Linked DNA regions of Homo sapiens: region 1 is linked to region 2. The links are chromatin loops, found by intact Hi-C in ENCODE. Cell type or tissue: Calu3. All regions are shown on one strand. Each heading gives the region's core, and the rest is flanking DNA. Links, peaks and the distances in the headings are about the cores only. Region 1 overlaps ADAM23 (ADAM metallopeptidase domain 23). Region 2 overlaps ADAM23 (ADAM metallopeptidase domain 23).

Region 1 (5,391 bases), core at 170-5,169, 99 kb before region 2:
ACACTTTTAAACCATCAGCCCTCGTGAGAACTCACTGTCATGAGAACAGCATGGGGCAGTCTGTCCCCATGATCCAGTCACCTCCCACCAGGTCCCTACCCCAACACTAAGGATTACAATTCAACATGAGATTTGGGTGGGGACACAGAACCAAACCATAACATTCCACCCTAGCCCATCCCAAATCTCCTGTTCTTCTCACATTTCAAAACCAATCATACCTTCCAACAGTTCCCCCAAAGTCTTAACTCATTCCAGTGTTAACTGAAAAGTTCAAGTCCAGAGTCTCATCTGAGACAAGGCAAGTCCCTTCTACCTGTGAGTCTGTAAAATAAAAAACAAGTTAGTTACTTCCAAGATACAGTGAGGGTAGAGGCAGTGGGTAAATGCTCCCATTCCAAAAGGGATACATTGGCCAAAATAAAGGGGCTACAGGCTCCATGCAAGTCCGAAACCTAGCAGGACAGTCACTAAATCTTAAAGCTCTGAAATAATTGCCTTTCTCACATCAGGGCACACTGATGCAGGGGATGGGCTGCCACAGCCTTGGGCATCTCTGCCTTTATAGCTCTGCAGGGTACAGCCTCTGTGGCTGCTTTCATGGGCTGGCATTGAGTGCCCGTGGCCTTTCTAGGTGCATGGTGCAAGCTGTTGATGGATCTACCATTCTGAGGTCTAGAGGGCAGTAACTCTCTTCTCACAGCTCCAATAGGCAGTGCCCCAGTGGGGACTGTGTATGGAAGCTCCAACCAAACATTTCCCCTCTGCACTGCCCTCATAGAGGTTCTCCATGGGGGCTCTGCCCCTGCAGCAGATTTCTGCCTGGATAGCCAGGTGTTTCGTACATCCTCTGAAATCTAGGCAGAAGTTCTCAAGCCTTGACTTTTACCTTCTGCATACATGTGGGCCCAATACCACGTGGAAGCCACCAAGGCTTGAGGCTTGGACCCACTGAAATAAGAGCTTGAGCTGTACCTTGGCTCTTTCTAGCCATGGCTAGAGCTGGAGTAGATGGATGCAGGGTACCATGTCCTGAGGCTGCACAGAGCAATGGGGCCCAGGTCTGGCCCAAGAAACCATTTTTCCCTTCTAGGCCTCTGGACCTATGATGGGAGGGGCTGCCATGAAGGTCTCTGAAATGCCTTGGAGGCATTTTCATTCACCTCCTCTTAGGCAAGCTTCTGCAGCAGGCTTGAATTTCTCCTGAGAAAATGGGTTTGTGTTTTCTGCCACATGGTCAGGCTGCAAATTTTCCAAACGTTTATGCTCTGCTTCTCTTTTAAATATAAGTTCCAGTTTCAGCCCATCTCTTCATTCACGCATATGGGCACATACTTTTAGAAGCAGCCAGGTCACATCTTGAATGCTTTGCTGCTTTGAAATTTCTTCCACAAGATACCCTAAATCATCTCTCAATTTCAGTGTTCCACAGATCTCTGGAGCAGGGCACAGTGCCTCCAGACTCTTTGCTAAAGCATAGCAAGAGTGATCTTTACTCCAGTTCCCAATAAGTTCCTCATTTCCATTTCAGATCACCTCAGCCTGGACTTTGCTGTCCATATCACTATCAGCATTTTGGTTAAAATCATTCGAGAGGTCTGTATGAAGTTCCAGACTTTCCCACATTTTCCTGTCTTCTTCTGAGCCCTCCAAACTGTTCCAACCTCCGCCTGTTACCCAGTTCCAAAGGCGCTTCCACATTTTCCGGTTTCTTTATAACAATGTTCCACTCCTGGTACCAATTTTCTGTATTAGTTCGTTCTCACACTGCTATAAAGAACTACCTGAGACTAGGTAATTTATGAAGAAAAGAAGTTTAATTGACTCACAGTTCCGTAAGCTATACAGGAAGTATGACTGGGAGGTCTTAGGAAACTTATCATGGCAGAAGGCAAAGGGGAAGCATGCACACCTTACCATGGTGGAGCAGGAGAGAGAGAGCAAGCAAGGGGGGAAGTGCCACACACTTAAACCATCAGCTCTCATGAGAACTCACTCACTCTCATGAGAACAGCATGAGGGAAATCCACCCCCGAGATCCAATCACCTCCCACCAGGACCCTCCTCTAAAACTGGGGATTACAATTCAACATGAGATTTGCGTAGGGACATAGAGCCAAATCATATCAACCCTGGACTGGTGACTATGAGAGCAGGATGTGGGAAATCCGTCCCCATGATCCAGTCACTTCCCACCAGGTCCCTCCCTCAACACTGGAGATTACAATTCAACATGATATTTGCATGCAGGCACAGAGCCAATCATGTAAACCTTGGACCAGTGACTATGTTGCTCTTGAGCTTTGATCTGTAATTATATAGCTGGGCACACTCACTTTTGCTTATCTGCATGACAGTGAGGGAGTCATCCTGCCACATTAAAAAAAAAATCTTAGATGGTAGTGAGAACAAGGTAGTCACGTATTCCTGGACCACTTCTTTTTGCCCTCAGTGGGGCTAAAGATTAAATTTAGAAGTAGTCAAATCCAAGCACAGCTAGAGACATCATAAAGAACATTCCAGAGTCATGGAGATAGAGGTTTTTGAGTATCTGTTGAATTCCAGTGCCTGTTTTAGAACCTCCTTTCCCTTAGTGTGGTTATTTAATAATTTACTGCATCAAGTTGTAGTCTGAATCACTTAGTCGGGTGCTTTGTGCTGTCTTTTAATTGTAAGCAGGCCTGCTAATACCATATACTATAATAGCTGTATTGCAGATGGGCTCCATTAACAATGTGAATCAATCAATGCTTAAGAGAGTCCTCTCTCCCCATGTTTATCCTTGCTTTTTATGTTTTCAGGTAAGTAGAATGCATGAAATCAACTTTAGCTCAACTCTCCAATGCATTGGTAATAAATATAATATATTGCCTTTCTATGGAACCTGAATGGTTTTATTGAGGCACTTTCATATCTATAATCTCACATGGTCCTTGCAGCATAACTGCCAAGATGATTATTATTTCTGTGTTCTGGATGAGGAAATGCAACCAGAGAATGAGTCAAAAGCCCAAACAAGTCAGGTCAGTTTGCTAGAGGTCTTAAGAATTATTAGCGTGACCAAAACGACCAGGACTGTGGTTTATAGACTTCCAGTCTCTTGTTTCTTTTTTCACACATCTGTGGGTTGAATAGGGAAGTTTCTGTCCTTTGTAGACAGCTTTCTTCTTGATGATAAAGACCTGTGAACTAACTGCAGCTGAACTATATGCATGTGTACACACCTCACTTGGCCTTCCTCTATGACCAGCTGGTTTTCTCATCTTTTTTTTTCCTTCCCTAAATGAGTACTCCAGATAAATAACCTTGTTTAAACTACTAGCATTTTTAGAATATTTTGCTTATCTGCTTACCTTTCCTTCTTTAATTTTCACTTTCCTCTAGCAGTTTTTCCTTCTTTCTTGTATATGGAACAAAGTGGTTATGTTTGGTGTTTCCAAATAATATGTCAGACATTCGTACCATTCTAGAAGTAGATTTTCTTTTTGTTTTGAAAAATATTTTCTAATACAGAAGTATGCTGCTTGAAGAAGTAGGTCTTCAAAATAAACTGAATTTAATTATAACTGGTTAATATACCCTTTATTTTTTACTAATTAAGGAAATGATATACACCAAATTTAAACTTTTTGTCAGCATGTGAAATGCAGTATAGCCAGTGTTTCTACACTGACATCATATTTTGGTGCAAAGCAAGGAAATTGGCATTTTAACGATCCAGTGTAGCCATTTATTTGCAGGATAAATATGATTGTGCTGCTAGGCTGTATAGAATGTCAGAAATTCCTTTGACTTCTCTCTTCTGGAGGAAGAATGGTTGGAGGTCAAGTTTCTGGAGGTCTGACAGATCAGCTGTTACCAACTATCTGGAACTGGACAAGTTACTTAGCCCCTCTAAGCCCCAGCTTCCTTATCAATCGCACAGTGCCTGGCATACAGGAGGTACATGGGAAATGTTACCAATTAATGACTGACCAGAGGCTTAGGGAATCCAAGTTGTGAACTGCTCTTTCATGAATAATGTATTTCTTTCATTAAAAAAGAAAGGAGATTTAAGGGTAATTGTGAGACAGTTGTGGCGAGGGGTGATTCTCAGGGTCTTTCTGGTTGTATGGCTGCAGATGAGCTTGATTGGTCTACCTCAGACGTAAGTGAACACCTAAGAAGGAGAGACTACATTGGGATGCACATGATGTCTCAGAGGCTGCAAGCCCTGGACCACATTGAGGCAGTTGTACTGTAGGGGTGTAAAGAAGTTTTCCATAAACCTTTGCCTATAATCAGGGCACTCTAAGTCAGGCTTGGATATTAGGCATTTTAGTGGGTTGTCAAGGTGAACCATTTGCTTCTTGGAGCTAATTGTCAGGATGGGTATGGTATGGCCCCAAATACTCATACTATAAATAGCACACGTTCAGATGATAATTTCCCCAAGATGTATTCCAATTAGACATCCACCCACCTCCTCTCTTTTCCCCAACTCACCAAACGAAACCAAACCTAAGAAATACTTTCATCTGCCTTTGGTAGTTTTCTGGCTTTGGAATGAAATGGAACAATTATAAAACCATGACAAATAGAATAGGACATAGACCTCCCAACCCAGAAGAAATTTAACAGGGTAGAAATATCAGACATAAATTCTGTTTTTATTTGGACACTAGGACAATTGAATATGTTATGACAAGGAGATAAGATTTTGGTTTTTGCGTCTTAACAGTCTTAACCAAGAAGAGTTAATACACTGATTCCCCTCTTCTTATAAATTATGGCTAAAATTATGAGAGTTAGTAAACTTGGTAATTACTGTGGACAGCCCTGTGTAATGTAATGGAGTTTCATCTCTGCAGAACGTTTAGACTGTAGTTAGAAGCATTTATCACCGTTGGGCTGCATAAGTACTGTCACTTGTTCCCTTCAGAACCAGTGTGATACTGAGATGATGCCGTCTTATTACTTTTGGCTTTGCAGTGGTTTGTTAAACAGTTTTTGGAAATGGTTAATTATTATTCTTTACCCTTCTGATTAACTATAACTATATCCTTATTTATTCTTTTATTTGGGATGTTAATCCTTTTAAGACCTACTAATGCATTTTAGGATTGTTACCCAAATAGTATATTTATGAATTATCTTGTCTGCCATCAGATCTTAAATTTGTTTTTCCATTTAGTTTTTCAGAGTTCTTGGACTTCCCTTATATTTTCACACCGTAATGTGTTAAACATTTATTAACTTACTTGTATGAAACACTTGTTTGTGATGTAATCGTTTGAGAATCTTTGTTCTTTCACAGAAAGCATAATCTCTTCCTTGATACACAGACCTACATATCCAACTATTTAACCTATATCTCCACTTGGATGTCTTATAGGCAACTCAAGCTTAACA
Region 2 (5,391 bases), core at 204-5,203:
CAGCTACTTGGGAGGCTGAGACAGGAGAATTGATTGAACCCGGGAGGTGGAGGTTGCACTGAGCCAAGATTGCACCACTGCACTCCAGCCTGGGCGACAGAGTGAGACTCCGTCTCAAAAAAGAGGAAAGCTTTTATTTTTGAGTGGTAATAATGCCTAAAATAGAAATTGCCTAAGATTTCTACTATTTAAAGAAATAGTACTTCTTGGCTAATAGAACTAAATATATTCCTTTTGCTTTAAGACAGAGTTACATTCTAATCCATAATAGTCCCAAATACGTATGACATTTTATAAGAATTTTTTTTTTGAGAGCTGAAAAAAATTTTTTGAGGTATGCTTTCTATGAGATGAAGGTTGTTTTTAAATTTGATTGCCACTTCAGTAGTATATCAGAACTTACTGGATCAAAGTACTTAAATTCACATGTTGAAAGTCAAACTGAACTAGAATAATTAATACATTTATTTCTGAATATGTGGGGATTTGCTGCTGGGCTTTAGGATAATCATCTCACTGAGAGTACTCATCTTACAATCTTTATACTATACGATCCAGAATAGTTATTTTGATAATTCTCACCTTCGGGTTGAAAAACCAAATTCTAATCTTATTTTTTTTCAAAAGACAGTTTTCTTAAGGATTGCATGTGTTCAGGAAGGAAAAGCAACCATTTTAAATAAAGATTGTTTTAAACTGATCAGAAATGTGAAAGTAAGTTTTGTTATAAATGGTGATTGCATATTTTTCTTTATATGCAAAATTAGTTCTAATTCATGCAGGAAATAGAAACATTCTGCCTACATTTGCATTCAAGCTTATCCCTTTAATTCAGAGTGATTTAACGTTGGCTGCCTGAAAAAAATGCAGATATCTTATTTTCAATAGGTATCACATTATCAGTGGCTTTCCATTAGAAAAGAAAAATCCCTCAATTTGGTAAAAAGTATCTTAGTACCTGGCTGGTGGAACCTCATTTGCAAGCCAATTATAGCCTTGATAAGAGTCTGCAAACATGTCTTTGAGCTGCTTAAGTTAAAAATAAATATTAAAAATCTTATTCTAATAGAAAATTGGTTGAGATTTTTTAAAGTGCATAAAGTGCATGAAAAGCAAATGTTTTGCGTACGTGTTTTGCTACATACTTAACTATGCGTCAATAAATGTAAATATGTGAGGATAATTTAAATATTTTTCAATTTAAACCTCACTTGGTTTTCCTTACTTAAAAACCACTACATTTTATATACACCTAACAAATTTTGAGTTTTCATTAATAATCATGATTTGTTAGGAATATATATAAACTATTTAATAGGAATTGTTAACTGAACCAGCTTACCTCCTCCCTCAACCTAGAGACTAGAAGGATTTAAATTCTAGCTGTGTGATCTTGAGTAAGTTATTTGGGGATAATAAAACCCACCTCATAGAGTTGTGAGGAGCAAATATTTGTTTTAGGCGAAACACTTACAGTTTCTACTAAACCCTAGGTGTCCAATTAAATGGCACTTCAAGTTAACAAATCTAGTGGTCATTGTTCTGTCCTTGTCTTACTCTCTCAGCAATATTGGACACAGTTGATTACCCTCTTTTTTTGAAAATTTTATTTCATCTCTTGGCTTCTATGACGTGGTAGCTCTCTCACCTCACTGGCTATTTCTTCCTAGTCTTTAAAATCTGACCTCTGGAATTATGTGAGTGCCGCAGGGCTTGGTTCAGGGCTCTTTTCTCTTTGTATACTCTCTACCTAAGTAACAACTTGCAGCCTCAAGTCTTTAAGTGGGATCATGACTTTAAACTCGTTATTCCCTACTTTTAGCTCTAGCCCCTTAAGTTCTGTGCTCATATACAGAACTGCCTATTTGATATCTCTATTTTAGTGTTGATTTGAATAGAACTTCTGAATCAGAACTCTTAGTTCCCTAGTCCTAAACTTCTCTTCTTCTAGTCTCTCTTATTATTTTAAGTGGCACCACAATCCCCCATCCATTCAAGTTCAAAACCTAGGAGTTATCTTTTAATTCTTCTCTTTCCTCACCTTCCACATCCTATACATCATCCAGTCGTGGGAGCTCTACCCTCGTAGTGGTACTTGAATTCACTTCTCTCTACAGTTGTTTAGCCTCCATTATCTCTTACCTGGACTATTGCAGTAGCTTCCCAACAGGTATCTCTGTTTCCATTCTTGGCACTCTCTAATTTACATAACAATGACAGGCAAAATAATTTTTCTAAAAAGAAAATCAGAGGATTGAAAATTACAAATATGAAATAAATTTAAAACATTACATTTTGATAGACTTTTAAAATACCTCATTTTATTAATTTTTAAAACTTGAAATGTTTTAAAACTTGTCATGTTTTCCGTGATCATTATGCTATAAAAAGAAATCTCAATAAAATAACAAATTAATACTCAGAAGCAAACTAAAATTCATCTTAATAGGTGTGTAACACCACTGCATTAGAAGAATAGATATCAGCTAATGTTTTCTCTTTCAATCCACAATTCAGTGGAACTAGAACATTTTCATCATCCCAGAGGAACTTAATGTTAATATTTTTCCTTTTACTCTTAAGTGTATCTTGGAAAGTTTTCAGCTTGTGGAATTTGCTAGGCAACTTAAAATGCTGAGCTATCTATAGAAACTTCTTTATGCCAAGTTTACAAAATGTGTTATAATGCCTGAATAATTTCAGATTAATAGGATGTTTTATGACCCAGTTATATGCACACATTACAGTTTACTTTAAAAGAACACAAATATAGACAGTTTGGGTCAGATTATGATGTACAGTAGTGGCAATAACATGAACAGTAATAGTAATATTATACCAACAGTTATGTATTCATGAATACTATAATAATAGCAGAATATTAATTTATTTAGCATTTATTATGGGTAATCAGTGTTTTTGTTGTTATAAAAAATAAACATTAGATATGTAAACATTGAGATATATATTCTTTGTTTAAAAAACATAGTCACAGATAGAATGAAATGAAGGGAATCTGACAAAAGTTATATATAGGGTGCGAATGGGCAAAGGACAAATAAAAGAATTTTCTAATGTAGAAATATTTTGAATCTTTATGAAAGATGCATTATTTTCATAATTATAATTGAAGGTAAATTTCAAAGACTTGTGCAAATCTGAGTCTGTGGTTTTAAGTAGGTTTTGTTTTCCTTAGTGTTGTAGAAATAATAACCTCATGGACCAGTAGAGGGCATGATTTTCCTATGGTAGACCAGTTTTCAAATGTCCTCTTGAAGACATTAAGCAAAGCGTACTACTCCTTGCTAAAAACGTAGCCCTCCAGATGTCATTGTAGAATTACTCTATTAATTTACTTTTCTTTATTTCTTAAATAAACATAAACAATCATAAACTCTCAGCACACTTCATTTTTACTTTTTGTCTTCTCTTTGTTTTGACTTTGAGCAGTCAAAAGCAAATGGCTTCATTTGGAGGAGGCATTCCTCTGAAAGGATATACTAAATGCCTGGCAAATGCTGTCCATATCATGGACAGTATCTAAAGCACTGACAAAGACATTTTCTTGATCTGTGCGTGGCCTTGAATTTAAAGTGAGACAAGTGGGTTAAGCCGTTTGTATAAGCTACAAAATGTCATTTCAATGAAAACAAAAGGATTGAATTTGTAGACATTAAGACTAAATTTAAAACTTACTTTTTAGGTATAAAGCTTCTCATATCGATTTCTATAGGTCCTTACTATTATTCAGAACATCGTAGGTTTTTTTGTTTTTTTTTGAAAAAAATTTTGTAAAGACAGGATCTCACTGTGTTGCTTAGGCTGGTCTCAAATCCCTGGCCTCAAGCAGTCCTCCAGCCTCCACCTGCCAAAGTGTTGGGATTACAGTTGTGAGCCATGCTGCCCAGCTAACATCATGTTTTAGATAGTCAGAGTTTTGCCACCTAACAGAGAAGTAACACCACCAAATCCAGTATACCACAAACTAAATTATATATTTTTAAATCCATATTTCTACTATTACTGAGATATTTCTGCTTTTACAGCATTTTGAAATTTATTATTCACTTATGATTTGGCAGTGACTGGTATGTATTTCCCCCCTAGTATAAGAAGCATCGCTCTTCTCATGCACATACCAACAACTTTGCAAAGTCCGTGGTCAACCTTGTGGATTCTGTAAGTATCCTGGTTTTCTTGAATTTGTGTGCCAAGATGGAATGGTTTATCTCTATTTGCTTACTTGTACTTTAGGTATTTCTTGAACAAATTTAAAAACACAATCCTGAAGCTCATCTGGCTAAGGAATTATAGGATGGTCCGCTTCACAGAGTAGTGCTCTGAGAGTTTCAGATGACTGAGTTATTCCCGGAATCCCAAAGATACATTAGTGTTGCTTCTAAGTTGCGTCTATACATTATTGCCCCCAGTCTGTGGAGGACAAAAACAGTGGAGAAATAGCTACCAAAATCTATTTGCTATTATACTGGCAAATGAGACTTTTTAAAGAAACAACTGGGCTTTTCTTAAATATATGGTGGTAACAGAGAAGAAAAAATGGATTGAAGCAGAGTATGTTTGGAGAATATAGGTAATACCAAAAAAAATTTTTTTAAGGACACAAATATATTTTCTTAGTGTTCCCATTGGTGTGATATTTCATACTTGATTTCTAGATGATGGAAATAAGTGCAGTCCCCAAATAAAACTAATTTGGAAGAATAAAATATGTATCTCCTTACAAAGACTTCTAACTGTACAAATCTTCAATATTGATATGTTTTCCTCACTTATTTTGTGAATTACAGAAAATGCTTAAGATTTTCTGCCTTTTTCCTGCCTTAGGTTAGAACTCTATAGATATGAACATTATATATTATGTTCCAATGAATATTTAAGTTGACTAGTCAGAAATTAAATATAGAATATTACTCCATATGTTGTAATGTAAAGTGCTATTTTGCTTAGCTAAATATATTTTTATCGGGTATTTTATTGTGTGTTCCTTCTTAAATGCGAAAAAAACCCCACCATTTTTTATAAGTTGCCAAATATCTAAATGATACTTATTTACTCCAAAGAGCTGCCTTCTTTTCTGCCTTTTAAGCAGTCCACAAACCTCCAATCATGTAAATATTCATAACATATGTATGTTATGTACCTGGTGGGCACAGCTGCACAAAACTATAACATGAGTGGATGTGCGTCGAGTATCTCATATAGAGTTAGGATAGCATCTCAGTGCCAATTTACACCTGGTTTATTAATTTTCTTTAATTTCAGCTCTTGTTTATCTTCTCAGAGGAAAACCACAAGTGAATGTGGAAAAGAGAATCTTAACCACATCTTTTCCTCTGCAAAAGCTGTTTACTTGGTAGCATCTCTGAATTA

What was found. A loop is a pair of places that touch in the nucleus more often than their neighbours do. Peaks named below come from ENCODE experiments on the same cell type or tissue, not always from the same donor. Only the 100,000 strongest peaks of a DNase experiment are listed, where the experiment ranks them.
Region 1: it touches region 2 in a loop (2.5-fold over the local background); 19 of 110 quality-filtered maps call a loop at or near these places.

Annotation. Positions count from the first base shown.
Region 1 is chr2:206,454,309-206,459,699 of GRCh38, forward strand. The region is part of intron 2 of ADAM23 (ADAM metallopeptidase domain 23); the gene reads left to right. Among named protein-coding and RNA genes, the nearest start is that of ADAM23, 13 kb to the left of the region's middle. In Calu3, for the core only: no CTCF peak of the experiment used is centred there; a DNase peak (open chromatin) is centred at 3,033.
Region 2 is chr2:206,553,320-206,558,710 of GRCh38, forward strand. It overlaps ADAM23 (ADAM metallopeptidase domain 23), which reads left to right. Exons shown (of 26, transcript NM_003812.4): 10 at 4,108-4,179. Among named protein-coding and RNA genes, the nearest start is that of FAM237A, 86 kb to the right of the region's middle. In Calu3, for the core only: a CTCF peak has its summit at 3,304; no DNase peak of the experiment used is centred there.